2 separate regions of the Homo sapiens genome follow, and region 2 is linked to region 1. A link is a loop called in an ENCODE intact Hi-C map of the cell type or tissue named here. Cell type or tissue: endothelial cell of umbilical vein. All regions are shown on one strand.

Region 1 (8,000 bases):
CAAATTCATGATCAATTTTTTTTTTTTTTTTTTTGAGATGGAGTCTCACTCTGTCACCCAGGCTGGAGTCCAGTAGCACGATCTCGGCTCACTGCAAGCTCTGCCTCCCGGGTTCACGCCATTCTCCTGCCTCAGCCTCCCGAGTAGCTGGGACTACAGGCCCCCGCCACCACGCCCAGCTATTTTTTTTTGTATTTTTAGTACAGAGTTTCACCGTATTAGCCAGAATGGTCTCAATCTTCTGACCTCGTGATCCGCCCGCCTCAGCCTCCAAAAGTGCTGGGATTACAGGCATGAGCCACGGCGCCCGGCTTCATGATCAAATTTTGTAAATGGTTGATGGATAGATGAAAAAAATTCTCTAATTGAAAGACATAAGGATCACTGTATGATCAGCAAATGTAGATAAATGAATATAATATTGATTCACTTCTAAAAGAAATATATTGATGTCTCCCACTATAATTAAATTTTAATCAAGTTCTTGGACTTCTAAATAGTTTTTGCCTTATATATTTGGCTGTTTTCACGTTTGGACGCTTCACTTTATTAATTATTGTATCTCCTTTGTAAGAGTGTACCATTCATATTACATAATCTCTCTATCTTGTTTGGTCAGGTTTTCCACAACTAATCAAAATGCCTTGGTATTAACGTGACTCTTTTTCAAAGTAGCGTGGACAATTTTGCTGTCATCATGTAGTCCTGGGTCTTTGGGTTTTATCTTTCTAAGACTGTAGATCTCAATCTTGAGTTTATCAATATAATCTATAAAAAATTCCAAATTAAGCCAGGCATGGTGGCTCATGCCTGTAATCCCAGCACTTTGGGAGGCCGAGGTGGGAGAATCACTTAAGGCCAGAAATTTGAGATCAGCTTGGGCAACATAGTGAGACCCTATCTCAACAACAAATTAAAAAACTGCTGGATGTGGTAGCGTGCAAATGTATTGCCAGCTACTCAGGAGGATGAGGTGGGAGGATCACTTGAGCCCAGGAAATTGAGGTTGCAGTGAGCCATGATTATGGCATTGTACTCCAGGTTGGAGTACAAACTTTCAGCTTGTCACTGAAAAAAAGGACACTCCATATCACTTTTTGCCATTTTGTGTGTGTTTACACATCTATCTATCCACATTGTGCTTAATTTGGACTTTACAACCAAGTGATTTTTCTCCATTATAAAAGAAATTGCATCATTTTCTTTTTTTTAAAATTTTACTTTAAGTTCTGGGATACATGTGGGGAATGTGCAGGTTTGTTACATAGGTATACATGTGCCATGGTTGTTTGCCGCACCCAACAACCTGTCATCTAGGTTTTAAGCCTTGCATGCATTAGGTATTTGTCCTAATGCTCTCCCTCCCCTTGTCCCCCACCACCCAACAGGCCCTGGTGTGGGATGTTCCCCTCCCTGTGTCCATGTGTTCTCATTGTTCAACTCCCATTTATGAGTGAGAACATGCAGTGGTTGGTTTTCTGTTCCTGTGTTAGTTTGCTGAGAATGACGGTTTCCAGCTTCATTCATGTCCCTGCAAAGGACAGGAACTCATTCTTTTTTATGGTTGCATAGTATTCCATGGTGTATATGTGCCACATTTCCTTTATCCAGTCTATCATTGATGGGCATTTGGGTTGGTTCCAAGTCTTTGCTGTTGTAAATAGTGCTGCAATAAACATGCGTGTGCATGTATCTTTATAGAATAATTTATAATCCTTTTAGTATATACCCAGTAATGGGATTGCTGGGTCAAATGGTGTTTCTGGTTCTAGATCCTTGAGGAATTGCCACAGAGTCTTCCACAATTGTTGAACTAATTTACACTCCCACCAACAGTATAAAAGTGTTCCTATTTCTCCATATCATCTCCAGCATCTGTTGTTTCCTGACTTTTTAATGATCGCCATTCTAACTGGCGTGAGACGGTATTTCATTGTGGTTTTGATTTGCAAGGAAATTGCATCATTTTCCACTGAACCTAAGTTGCAGTTCCATTCTGCCTAAGACCACCAAACTCACCTGCCCCACTGTTATACCTTCTGGATGTCAGTGAAAGTTCATGGACAAGAGAATATTTGTAAAACTGCATTGGATTTCTGTTGAGAAATGCTATGTTTTCAAAAGGTGAAAAAATGTAGACATGTATTTTCAGACCTTTTATTTTTCAATCATAGCAGTGGAATTCCTTGATGGTTTATGAAAATAAATGTTTTTCTCACTCCTAGGCCATTTAAAAATATATAATATGGAGTTGAAGTTATTAATAGAAATAACTAAGGGTGAGAGAGAATGGCACTTGTACTATTGAGTACAATATTAGAAGCAAGTGCTGTTATATTGCCAGACTATATAAAATAACAAGTGTTTCTAGTGCACTGAGTGAATGTATGGTTTAGAAAACATTACTAATTACGTGCGTATTCATTGATTTATTCACTAAGTACTCACTGAGGGTCTACTGTGTACCTGAGTCTAGCCAGAGGCTTGTGGTGGAGAGCTGAGCAGGTCAGGTCCAAACTTATGTTCTTGCTATTTCTTTGGGTGTGGGTGGTTGGATGGTTAGCTCAGTGGTCTCGGATGCTGGAATTTGTTCTAATAAGTTTCTGAGCTGCTTCATAAACCAAGAGGGTTAGGGGAACTATAGCTGAGTCATCTCCTTTTCCTCCTCTTCCTCCTTCTTCCCCTCCTCCCCACCGTCTGTTACTACTATTATAGGAAATTTGAACTGGAATGAAAAAAAAATCAGTGTTACAAAAATGGTCACATTTTGGAATAACTCTACACTTACATAGTGTGTTCTAGTGATTAGAAACAAAAAAGCCATCATTTTAGGCTAGATTTTTCAGAATGATCACAATGCTACCACTGTTTTGCACTTACCTTAAAAAATAAAGTGCTTCCCCTAAGTTTGATCATTTGCTTGTTAGCATAATTTGGCCATTAAACATTAAGCATTGTTTGAGACCCGTAAGTCAAGCCAGGCTATGGTGAAACAAAATTAGCAAAATTCGAATTGATGCCGGAAACTGGTGAAGCCGCCATAGATTTAAGGACCAATTTGCCAGGTTACCGTCTGCAGGTTCTGCTATGGACCAGGTGGGGGCAGCAGAGAGCTGGCTGTGGTCTCCAGAAGGGAAGGCCAGCACCTGCCTGCAGATTCCAAGGCACAGGTGGAGGTGGTAATGAGTTACGAGGTAGAGTCAAGGTTTGGACTGCATCTGAGAAGGGAGGAAAGCAAGAGAGTTAGAAACACCATAAAGATGAGACTGCAGAGCAAGCCAGAATGGAAGTAGGACAAAGAACTGGTGTAAGTCAAAGAGCAAAGGTGCAGGGGTCACAGGGAGGAGAGGTTGGGTGGGCAGACAGGAGGTGCCCGAAGGAGGCCAGCCTGCTTCACTAGTGCCCCTTCCAGTACCTTCCCAACTCGGTGAGCCAGGTCCATACTTGGTTCTGTTTGGTCTTCCAAGGGCTATGAAGGGACAGGGATGTGAGAGACACCAGCCATCTCTCTCTCCTGAGCTATTAATAATGAAAGTTCCTGTTTTATGAACAAATACTGAAATGAATGGAGAACACTCAACAATTTGGTAGCAATCAGAGTGTGGTAGTGAAGCATTGCCTGGGCTTTTCCTTCTGGTTCCTGCAAAGGACTAAGGTCCTCAGCAGCCTCTGTCCATCTTTTCGGAGATTTTTCACAATCACCAAGGAAATATAGTTCAGTGCTCCTGTTTACTTAATGGTCGGCTACGCTTGAAATATCATGCTCTCCCTGTGTGGTCTTGTCATAATTATTTTCAAATGGTGCTAATTAGCAGACCCAACACATGGGCAGCCTTCCTTCCCCAGACTTGGCACCCTCACTCGCTGCATTTAGCACCCCTCATGGGAAGGCATCCTGGAGATCCCTTATCTGCACCCTGTCTCCATCTACCCCTTCCCACTCGCGGAAGCTGCCTCACCAGAGAAACTGCTATCTGATAAAGAACATCAACAAGTCCTAGCAGATGGCTGCTTATCTCAAGACACATATATTCACCAAAATCCTAGCAGAAGAAAAAGCTGTGTTTGGATGGTCCCTGAGAGCTAACTATAACATGTTCAAACTGTGTAACGCAGTTTGGAGATGGAGACAGAGTATGGAGAAAGAAAGACAAAGGGAGAATACCCAAAAGAGGTTTTGGAAAAGAAGAAAAATTTGTTCTTTATACATATATATCCATAAAGATGAGGGTCTCACTCTGTCATCCAGGCTGATCTCAAACTCCTGAACTGAAGGGATCCTCCTGCCTCAGCCTCTCCAGTAGCTGCAACTACAGGTACCAAGCTGAGCAAGAAGAAAAATTTGAGTTAGGCTTTAGAACATCAAACTAAGACTCTGATTTTCTTGAGAAAGTGGATAGAAAATTTGTGGTTAGAGATGACACCAGTAACGATAGGTTTCTACTCTTAGCTATGCCTGGGGCAGCTTGACCGCCACTTTGTTGATCACATTAATTTACCTCTTCCTGCCTTTATTTCCCTTTCTGTAAAATGGGAATTAATGTGCTTGATGACAATATCTCCAAATGATTTTTAAGGCAAGAAGAGAGAATGTTACTGACAGGCCCATGGTTCTCTGGGTGAGAGGGTCACTGTGAATGAATGTACACACAGAGCCTTTTATTAGTGAGGCTTAGGGTGTCCGGTTTTTCTTGGCGGAGTAAACATCCACCCAGTAGTATTCACTCAGTTTGCATTGTTCTGTCGCATTGTTTGTAAATCTTTTGAGTGATTACGCAGCATTTGTTCCCTATTGTTCATAATACTCTTTAAAAAGCTGACTATAGGACTCCAGTCCCCACTGGTTTGTTCTTTGCCACTTGGCAAAGGTTGATTGATTTTATTTTTCCTTTGGCCTGTGCTTCTTAGTGGCTTGAAATGAACACGGCTTTTTTTCCTGTTTACCCCTTTGCCCACATTGTCAATAATAGAGTCGCCCTGGGAAGCAGAGTTTGCAAAGGGAGGAGGGTTTGGTATAAATTTGGAAGATTGTATTGTTTCAGATTTATTTTCTCAAATGCTGAAACTGCTTCTCAGGGGTTATACTTCTTTACTCATGAAAACTCACACATTCTCTTAGGTGGTACTGTTAAACATGTTACATTTGTAAAAAAATTAATAAAACGTAATGAAAGAAGCAGGAAGCAAGTGTATACACATGGTGGCCTGAGCAATTGGCTGTCATGGTTTGGTTTGATTATAGGTGTGTGAGGCACATGTATGGTGTTGCGTGGAACAGATGGATAGAAGTGGTAAAAAAGATGAATCCAACCTAGTGCTTTTCAATTCTCCTTGCACATGAGAATCACCTGGAGAATTAAAAAAAATACATTGATGCCGACTGGGCACAGTGGCTCATGCCTATAATCCCAGCACTTTGGGAAGCTGAGGCAGGTGGATCACTTGAGGTCAGGAGTACGAGACCAGCCGGGCCAACATGGTGAAACCCTGTCTCTACTAAAAATACAAAAATTAGCCAGGTGTGGTGGTACACGCCTATAATCCCAGCTACTTGGGAGGCTGAGGCAGGCAAATCTCTTGAACCCGGGAGGCAGAGGTTGCACTCAACCGAGATTGTGCCACTGCACTCCAGCCTGGGCAACAAAGCGAGACTCCATATTAAAAAAAAAAAAAAAAGTTGATGCCTGAGTCTCTCCCCAAAAATCGGAACATCTGTGGGTGTGGGTTCGGCATGGATATTTGTAAAGTCTCCGTAGCTGCAAAGCCAAGTTGGGAACCACTGATAACCAACAGAAAAATGCTTCTGGAAGTGTTTCCGGGGAAGGAGTCCTAGCCTAGGATCAGACACCTGTCTGGGCTCAATACAAACCACTGGTTTTTTTTTTTTTTTCTGAGATGGAGTCTTACTCCGTTGCCTGGGCTGGAGTACAGTGGCGCAATCTCAGCTCACTGCAACCTCCACCTCCTGGGTTCAAGCGATTCCCCTGCCTCAGCCTCCAGAGCAGCTGGGACCACAGGTGCATGCCACCACTCCTGGCTAATTTTTGCATTTTTAGTAGAGACAGGGTTTCACACTGTTGACCAGGATGGTCTTGATCTCCTGACCTTGTGATCCACCCGCCTCGGCCTCCCAAAGTGCTGGAATTACAGGCATGAGCCACCACACCCAGCCACCACTGGGTTTTATAAACTCTCAGTAGGCCTCCTCTTCTGGCCTGGTCCCATGCTATCTGACCCTTCTTGACATTCAAAAAAAGTATTTTTCTTTAGTTGAACTCCAGGAACATGAAGTGGCATTAAACAGAAGTATGAATTGCCTTTATTAAAATTGCAGTGGTCTTTTTCTTACCAAAGGTCCTGACCCAGTTGTGGAAAAATTGTTTCTTGAATGTGGGTGACACATCTGTTTCATATCTCCAAGGCAATGCCTCAGAGCCAACTCCTCCCCCGTGTGACTCAAGGATGCCACGTGTCCCACATGTGGCCTGTTTTCTTCTCTTAACATGGCCTAAAAGGCCCTTATTGAACTCCCGTTAGCTTTATTTATTTATTTTTGAGATGAATTCTTGCTCCGTCACCCAGGCTGGTGTGTGGTGGCGCAATCTCGGCTCACCGCAACCTCCGTCTCCCAGGTTCGAGCAAATCTCCTGCCTCAGCCTCCCAAGTAGCTGGGACTACAGGCGCCTTCCACCACACCCAGCTAATTTTTGTATTTTTAGTAGAGACAGGGTTTCACCATGTCGGCCAGGCCAGGCTACTCTCAAATTCCCGACCTCAGGCGATCTGCCTGCCTCAGCCTCCCAAGAGCTCTCCTTAGCTTTGAAAGTAAAAGCCAACCCCTTTTGGCTGGCCCATGAGGCCCCACACACCTTAGCATTCCTGTTACCTCTACCACCTCCTCTCCTAACTCTGCCCTTTGCTGGTGCCAATTTGACTGCACTAGTGTCCTTTTTGTGACTGCAGCTGTGCCTGGGACACTCCGGTCTTTGCTCTTGCTACTGTTCTGAGCTGTTTATGTCCAGAATGCTCTTCCAGCAGTTAGCTACTTGTTTCCTCTGAGTCTTCAGGTAGCTGCTCAATATCAGCTTCTCAGTCACCCTGTCTGATCACCTGGCTTATAAGTCCAGTCCCTACCCTTGTACTCCCCATCTCTAATCCCTGCTTAATCATCGCCTTAGCACTGTCACCATCTGACTTTCTTTCTATATATATTTTATTTATTGGTTAGCTCGGCTGCTTCAACAGATACCATAAACTGGGTGGCTTAAAATCAGACATTTATTTCCCACAGTTCTGGAGGGTGGAAATCTGAGATCAGGGTGCCAGCATGGTCTGGTTCTGGTGAGGGCCTCTTCCAGGTGCAGACAGCCACCTTGCTTTTTTTCTTTTCTCTTTTTTTTTTTTTTTTTGAGTTGGAGTCTCGCTCTGTCACCCAGGCTGGAATGCAGTGGTGCCATCTCGACTCATTGCAATCTCCACCTTCCAGGTTCAAGTGAGTCTCCTGCCTCAGCCTCCCGAGTAGCTGGGACTACAGGTGCACACCACCACGCCCAGCTAATTTTTATATTTTTAGTAGAGACGGGGTTTTGCCATGTTGGCCAGGCTGGTCTTGAACTCCTGACCTCAAGTGATCCACCTACCTCGACCTCCCAAAATGCTGGGGGGTCGTGAGCCACCATGCCCGGCCAGATGGCCACCTTCTCCCTGTGTCCTCATGTAGCAGAAAGAGATCAAAGAGCTCTTTTGTTTCTTTTATGAGAGCACTAATCCCATCACAAGGCCCTGACCTCACAACCTAATCACCTTCCAAAGGCCCCACTTCCTGTCGCCATCATATTGGGGGTTTGGATTTCAGCATATGGATTTTGGGGGGACACAAATCTTTCAGTCCGTAATAGTTGGCCTCCTCCCTTGTTCCACTAGAATATAAGCTTCAGGAGGTCAGGGATCTTTGTCTCTTTTGTTTACAGCTATGTTCCTAACACCTACAACAATGCCTG
Region 2 (8,000 bases), 660 kb after region 1:
AAAAAGAGTTCATGCTTCTGAGAAAAAATAAATCTTATTATCCCGATCCCTATTCTCTTTTTTCTCTGTACTTGCAAACAGCACTCCAGTAGACAATATATTATTATTGACTCATAATCACAGAGAAAAAACATCTTTAAGTTTATTTAAAATCTGACCCAACTTCCAATTAAGTTAATACACTTATAATTTTCTTTTTTCCCTTTTTTTTGAGACAGAGTCTCACTCTGTGGCCCAGGCTGGAGTGCAGTGGCATGATCATGGCTCACTGCAACCTCCGCCTCCCAAGTTCAAATGATTCTCGTGCCTCAGCCTCCCAAGTAGCTGAGATTATAGGCATGTGCCACGCAAGGCTAATTTTTGTATTTTTAATAGAGATGTGGTCTCACCATGTTGGCCAGCCTGGTCTCAAACTCCTGGCCTCAAGTGATCTGCCCACCTCAGCTTCCCAAAGTGCTGGGATTACAGGCATGAGCCACCACACCCGGCCACAATTTCCTATATATTTTAAATTATTTAAATTATATATAAATATGTAATACAAACTGCATTTATATTATACTTTAAATTAATTACATATAGCTCAAATATATAACTAATGAATTGATAAGCTTACAGTCCTACAGTTTTAGCATAATATGGTGATGAAAATCTAAAAAAAGAATAATGTTCCATGTTTGCTTAGTCACAGAGTTTTCTGACTAAGCAGTCTACTCTGTAGACTAAATCACACCTGCTTTTCTCAGGAATAATGTAGAGTATGAATGTCTTCTGATGAAAGTGGCCATCTGAAGCTTCAGTAATATATTTGAATGTCTACTTTATAATCTGTTTTCCCTGGCACCAAATGATGTTTGTTCAGATTTGCTATTCCTTAAAGCAGCGGTCCCCAAACTTTTTGGCACCTGGGATGGGTTTTGTGGAAAACAATTTTTCCGTGAATGGGGCTGGAGGGGGATGGTTTCAGGATGAAGCTGTTCCACCTCAAATCATCAGATATTAGTTAGATTATCATAAGGAGCATGCAACCTAGATCCCTTGCATGCGCAGTTCACAGTAGGGTTTGCACTCCTATGAGAATCTGATGTGGCCTCTGATCTGACAGGAGGTGGAGTTCAGGCATTAATGCTTGCTCGCCTCCCACTGTGCGGCCAGGTTCCTAACAGGACATGGACTTGTGCTTGTCCATAACCTGGGGCTTGGGGACCTCTGCCTTAAAGAGTTGTATTAATGTCTAAGGATTGACAGACACTCAGGCATATTGAAGTGAATACACTGAACACATTTCAGGTTTTCTACTCTGTTGGCCTCTTTTATCTCCCTTGGGGGCAAATTAATTCCCACCTTAACTTGTGAAACCATGTTCTGTGCAATGTTCAGCTCCAGCTCAGAGTGCCTCCTCTTCATGTTCTGCAGTTGCTGATCAGCATCTTGCAGGTAAATCCAGAGCTCAGACTTCAGGTGCTTGATCTCTTCCCAGCCCTGAGTTAAGTTCTGGGCCTGGACAAGCTTTTGTTCAATCTTGAGAAAACACAGAGATAAAAGTTAGCAACCATACATGGAAACATTTATGGTTAATGAATCAGAGATGGAACTTTCCAGCTGGCCTGTGCACTCATTTGACACACACATACACACGCAAACTCACACACACAAATACATAAATTTAAAAAGTACTTCTTTATTTGCTTCAGGAAAAGCAGATTTTTTTTAAAAAAATGTAGGGTTCCTAAAGACTTTAAATGTCTACAAGTTATGCTATATGGTTTTAATCAGTGTTGTGAAACTCTAATAATTTTTTTTTTTTTTTGAGACAGAGTTTCGCTCTTGTTGCCCAGGCTGGAGTGCAATGGCACGATCTCGGCTCACAGCAATCTCTGCCTCCCGGGTTCAAGTGATTCTCCTGCCTCAGCCTCCTGAGTAGCTGGGATTACAGGCTTGCGCCGTCACACCCAACTAATTTTGTATTTTTAGTAGAGACAGGGTTTCTCTACGTTGGTCAGGCTGGTCTCGAACTCCCAACCTCAGATAATACGCCCGCCTTGGCCTCCCAAAGTGCTGGGATTACAGGAGTGAGCCACTGCGCCCAGCGAAACTCTAATAAGTTTTATCAATGTATTAGGTCTAAAGCTGCTCTGATGGTTTTTCCCATTGGGCATTTCAGTAGATTCATCTGTATGACTCATGAATTTGGTGTTAAGGTTAACTAGAAAAGACTTCTGTTATTCTCTGTTGCACATTTGTTCATCTGTCTTACAACATGCTGAATTATTAATGTTTTGGATATGTCTTTGATCTGCTTCACTGGTTTTTGAAGCTGTGTAATTTGTTTCAATAAATCATTTCTGTAAAAATAAATGGGTTACATTGGCTGGGAATGGTGGCTCGTGTCTGTAATCCTAGCACTTTGGGAGGCCAAGTCAGGTGGATTGCCTGAGCTCAGGAATTCGAGACCCACCTGGGCAACACAGTGAAACCCTTTCTCTACTAAAATACCAAAAAGTAGCCAGGCATGGTGGTGTGTGCCTGTAGTCCCAGCTACTCGGGAGGTTGAGGCACAAGAATTGCTTGAATGTGGGAGGCGGAGGTTGCAGTGAGCCAAAATTGCGCCACTGTGCTCCGGCCTGGGAAACAGAGTGAGACTCTTTCTCCAAAATAAAATAAAATAAAATAAATGGGTTACATCGTCTTTTGTAAGGATTTAAAAACAGATTTGATAATATTAAAGAGAAAAACCTTATTATTTTGACATTTTTTTCCTGTGAATCATTTTACTGTTCTGTGAATATTTAATAAATTAAATACCAAAACTAAGTCTTATTTTTCTTTTAAACTCAAGTGTGGGCCAGGCGTGGTGGCTCATGCCTGTAATCCCAGCACTTTGGTAGGCCAAGGAGGGAGGATTGCTTGAGCCCAGGAGTTCGAGACCAGCCTGGGAAACACAGCGAAGCCCTGTCTCTACAAAAAGTATAAAAATTAGCTGGGTGTGATGGTGTGTGCCTATAGTCCCAGCTATTGGGAGGCGGAGGTGGGAGGATCACCTGAGCCCAGGAGGTTGAGGCTTCAGTCAGTGATGATAACGCCACTGCACTCCAGACTGGTTGGCAGAGTGTCTCAAAATAAAGAAACAAACAAACAAACAAACGAGCAAACAAACCCAAATGTGTTTCATGGAAGAGTTTAAGGCTGCAGTGGCAGCAGCCGGGAAAATACGCCTCCAGTGCTGCCATCTGTCTGTGTGGGCCGGTACTGCTAGCTCATCATAGCCCAGACAGTTTCAAAATCCTTCTGAACACCACACTTTACCAATGAACTAGAAGGATTGTGACAGATGGCATGCTCTTTGACATCCTTGATATAATAAAGAAAGGGTCAAGAGCCCCTTTCATATTAAGTATTGCCTAAAGAAAAAGGTGGAAAAGGAGAAAAGAACAAAAAAAGGTGTGGCAAGATAGGAAAATTGAGAGAATGGTCATTAAGGAGGAGAAAAAAGAAAGGTTCTAATGGGCAGCGAATGAATGGGACTAAGTGATTCAGTCCCAATCTGATGTCATCAATGTCAGGATGTGCTTAATTTTCTATGAGTTAGCTGAAATTCAAATATCTATTTATTATAATGGCTGTAGAACCATTACATACAGCAAGAACAAGCCAAGAGCTATTTTCTTTCAATCTCACATGAAACATTCAAGCAAGAGAATATAATAAAACAAACAAATTCAATGTGATTTTTCATTTTCTTACCGTTTGCTCTGTTTGTTGAATGTCTTTTGCTGTGGTTTTCACCGAAGCATTTGACAGGTCACACATGGAGCAAAGGAGATCTAGGTAGGTCCTTGCCTGCTCTTGCAAAGCTCTGAAGTGTTTGACCTGGAAAAGGCAGTTATCAGAGTGAAAGAGATGCATCAGCTATTTAGATAGCAAATACTTGTATCATTTGGAATATTCTGTTGACATTTCAAAAATAGTCTTGCTATGCTCAGTGTTTTCACCATTGTGTTCAAGTGACATATATTAGTGACTCACAGGAAAAAATTTAAATCACCAATGGGGATTTATTTGTCCACCATTTGCTTCTCCTTGTAAGTAAAGTATTCTGTATGGTCTGGGAAAGGGGAAAACGCAAGAAACTTCTATAATCTTTCCAGATTATTTGCTCACATGCCAGCTTATTTTCCATTCCAGAGAAAGAATTTGTAGCCTACGCTGTCCTGCCTCTTAACATGCTTTTGCATATCTTAGAGACAGAAGGCAAAGGTCCGTGAGTTGGTAGGTTTCATTGGAGTGAGGTTAAAACACAGATGTCTGGGCTTCTTTACTTTGCAGGAGATTCATCTTGTATTATTCTCTTTCCACAAGCCCAAGAAAGGCTTCTCCAGGTGGATCTTTAATCTATTTATAGAAACAAAGAAATGTGTTTCTTTGCAGATGCGCAGATTCTACTCAGGCTCCATTTTAGATACTGGGCATAGAGCAGCCCATAAAGCAAAACCCTTGCTCCCAGGGAGTTGACATTCTTAGGAAGGAGATAAATAATATATAAATAAACAAACTTGCACTGGGATGTTTAGTAGTTTTAAATATCATGTGGGAAAATCAAGGTGCTAAGCAGATAGCGTATGAGGAAGAAGGACTGCCACTTCAGGGACAGTGTATCTCCCAGGCCCCTCTGAGGAAACGACCTGAATGCATGGCATGGCATAAGGTAAGAACATTCCAGGCAGGTGGATGTGGTGGGTAGAGAGACAGCAAATGCAAAGCCCTGAGGCTGGAGCAGAGTGAATCAGGTGTGAGCAGAGGTCGGAGGGTGGGCGGGGGCAAGTCATGGAGCCCCTTACAAGGAGAGCTGACCATACATCCCAATTTGCTGGGTTTTGTCTCTAGTCTAGAGTTTCTCAACTCAGAACTATTGACAGTTGACTCCAAATAATTCTTTGTTGTGGGGCTGACTTATAGCTTGCTAGAACGTCAGCAGCATCCTTCGCGTCTACCCACTTAATGCCAGCAGTGTCCCCACCACTCCCAGTTGTAACAACCAACAACGTGTTCAGACAGTGCCAAATGTCCCTTGTAGGAGCAAAGTCACCATCTCCTCCACCCCAGTTGTGAACCACTGCGCTAGTCCCATTGGATTATGTAAAGCAGACTCTGTCTTATCAAGAAGGTTCCATTTGAGAAAACAAATTCTATAATCAGCCTGTTCATAAGCCGTGGTAAGAAAGTTGGAATTTAAGTGTGATGGGAAAATATCGGGAGCATCATGATCTGAAACAGGCTTTCAAAGACTCCCTCCGAACATCACGTGGAGAACGGCTTGCCACAGGGGTGGCAGGCAGCTATGGTGTCCAGGTGTTAGGCTACTGCAGGGATCAGATGAACCATGAAGATGGCCTGACAGGGGGTGGTGGCTGAGGTAGTAAGAAGTGGTTCTTGATTACTACATAAATAGGGATAAATAAGGAAGGCAGTATTGACTACAAGTTGCAGGGATAAAGTTGACTTCCAGGATTTTCCCAAATCATAGAGTCAATCATGGTGCCTGATTTTGTGACTCCAATCTGAGTATTTTTCCTCTGCACTGTGTGGATTACCTAGACATGCTGTGTTCCTGTGGATATAATAAACACAGATCAATTTCCCATTAAGTCAGGAGTAGCACCTTTTCAATTGAATGTACAAGCGAACTATGGTATTGTGAGTCATCAGCCACTGTGCACAAGTACCACATCATGCACCTATGACCCAGAGAAAGTTATTTGTCTCAAACAACTTTTGGATATGAGAAGAGAATAAGTTGTCAGAATTTGTATTTTATGAACATATTTAATTGAAAGGAATGATGGTATGATTTATATAGTTGATCTGATTCCGAAAGCACTGGAAGCAGCATATAGAGTGTTAGTGACCACACAGCTGCAAACGATGTTTGCTAAAATCAACTTTACAGAAAAATCTTATAGTACTTTTTCCCATTCCCTAAAGTTCACATTTTATGCCTTCTAAAAACATATAGCACTCTGAACGGAATCGAATCCATGTGCCATTTTCTTGTGGCAGCGGGGAGTGTATTATCTTCACATATGTATTGAGGGTTTATTGGGTTTACTAGACGGGTGGTGTTGGGGATACACACTGCATCTTGGTACCATGCCCATTGTAAGCGGATTCTCCAGTCACATATCCAAGCTCACCAGCCACTAAGGGCCTGGTCAATTTTACATGAACACAGTAAGTCCTCATTTAATGTCGTCAGCAGATTCTTGGAAACCGTGACTTCTTTAAGCAGGAAGTTGTATAATGAAACAACTTTTGTTCTCATCAATGCTATAACAAAGCTGCATATTGAAGGACATGACATTATTTGAGGACCTGCTGTACATGGTTTTGCTTACAGTTTCAGTTTCTAAGACCTACCGATGGAATTAAGTGAGGACTTATTGCACTTGCCAAGGGAAAAACTAAAACAAAAGAAATAACAACAAAAAATAAAAAATAAAAAAAGGGAACAAAATAAAAAACCTTTCCTCCTCAGAGTGACTGTAGTCCAAGTGTCTCCACCACCTCGAACTCCCTTCTCTGGCTACTTCCAAAGACCATTTTGAGAGACATGTGAAAGAGGCAGAAACAAGGAACCATACAGTCACGTAATCTGGAAGAAGGATCAGTATCCTCCTGTGACCACGGCTTACTCTGGTATGTGTAGGAAATCTCTTCCTGCTCTAGCAAAACATCACTGCCATTAATACTTTCTTCTCCCTTTATCTCTTTTATTTCTTTTTTGGTAACAGAGGAGAAAGATTAAGTGTTGGTCTGAATTGTTCTGAATAAAGTGCATTGGAAACAAACAGCCACAAGACAAGGTGGCTTGTGGGTCAAGGAAACTCACAGTCTAATAAAAAAGTAGAATATAGGCAGTCTTTAATTCATTTTTCTTGATTCAAGGAGAACTATGTTTCATTTGTCCTGATTCTATTCTTATAAAGTAAAATATGAACACTTTTGTGAACCATTGAATGACAATGTAAATCATTTTAGCCTTTAGAAAGTATACTTCGGGGGACAAATTAACTAGACACATTCTTTATGTGGACTCAGTGATCAAATACATTATGCTATTCTAATTTGTGCTAAAAAATTAAATTATTAAATACTGTTAATTCGTATCTGGCAGCAATAACCTTTATAACTAAATTCCTCTAAAATATTTTCCCACGGAGTCAACACTGCATACAAAAGCTGCTTAGTACAAAAGTTTAAAAAAAATATTTCCCACATATTCTGATTAAGTCTCAGCAATAACATTTTCAGCATGTGGATGTCAAATTAATATGGAATAGAATTCCCTTCACATGATAAAAACTAACATTTCATTCATCATCCATTCAATAATTATCTATGAAGCACCTTGTTTTTGCCCCAAAACTATGCAAGAAGCTAGTATTACTTTTCTGTTTATAAATCACGTTTATCTGTAGTGTGATATTTGCATTTCATTATAACTTTTAGAAGTAAGTATACTTATAAATGTCACTTTTGATAGTAGGAAACTATCTCGAAGGCTTGGAGAAATTAAGCGACTTACCCATGGTCCCCCAACAGAATAAATATTAGAATTAATCTTTGGTTACAGTGCCCATTCTCTTTCTTTCGTTTTCTTTTCTTTTTTTTTTTTTTGAGACAGAGTCTCACTCTGGTGCCCAGGCTGGAGTGCAGTGGCGCAATCTTGGCTCACTGCAACCTCCGCCTCCACCTCCCAGGTTCAAGCAATTTTCGTGCTTCAGCTTCCTGAATAGCTAGGATTACAGGCGCCTGCCACCATGCCCAGCTAATTTGTGTATTTTTAGTAGAGATGAGGTTTCACCATGTTGGCCAGGATGGTCTTGCACTCTTGAAACTGTGTGGTCGGCCCGCCTTGGCCTCTCAAAGTGTTGGGATTACAGGCATGAGCCACTATGCCCGGCCCCATTCTCTTTCTTTTTTTTTTTTCTTTTTAATAGTTT

What was found. Peaks named below come from ENCODE experiments on the same cell type or tissue, not always from the same donor. Only the 100,000 strongest peaks of a DNase experiment are listed, where the experiment ranks them.
Region 2: a loop joins it to region 1, with 12 times the contacts of the local background. A loop is called at or near these places in 5 of 110 quality-filtered maps.

Annotation. Positions count from the first base shown.
Region 1 is chr6:151,672,813-151,680,812 of GRCh38, forward strand. It overlaps a transcript of ESR1 not described here. Among named protein-coding and RNA genes, the nearest start is that of ESR1, 130 kb to the right of the region's middle. RefSeq lists an enhancer at 3,204-3,253. In endothelial cell of umbilical vein, a CTCF peak has its summit at 3,097 (motif pointing right); a DNase peak (open chromatin) is centred at 3,109.
Region 2 is chr6:152,335,497-152,343,496 of GRCh38, forward strand. SYNE1 (spectrin repeat containing nuclear envelope protein 1) reads right to left here. Exons shown (of 146, transcript NM_182961.4): 75 at 3,745-3,870; 76 at 1,345-1,521. Among named protein-coding and RNA genes, the nearest start is that of SYNE1-AS1, 41 kb to the right of the region's middle. RefSeq lists a silencer at 3,131-3,260. In endothelial cell of umbilical vein, a CTCF peak has its summit at 3,237; a DNase peak (open chromatin) is centred at 3,235.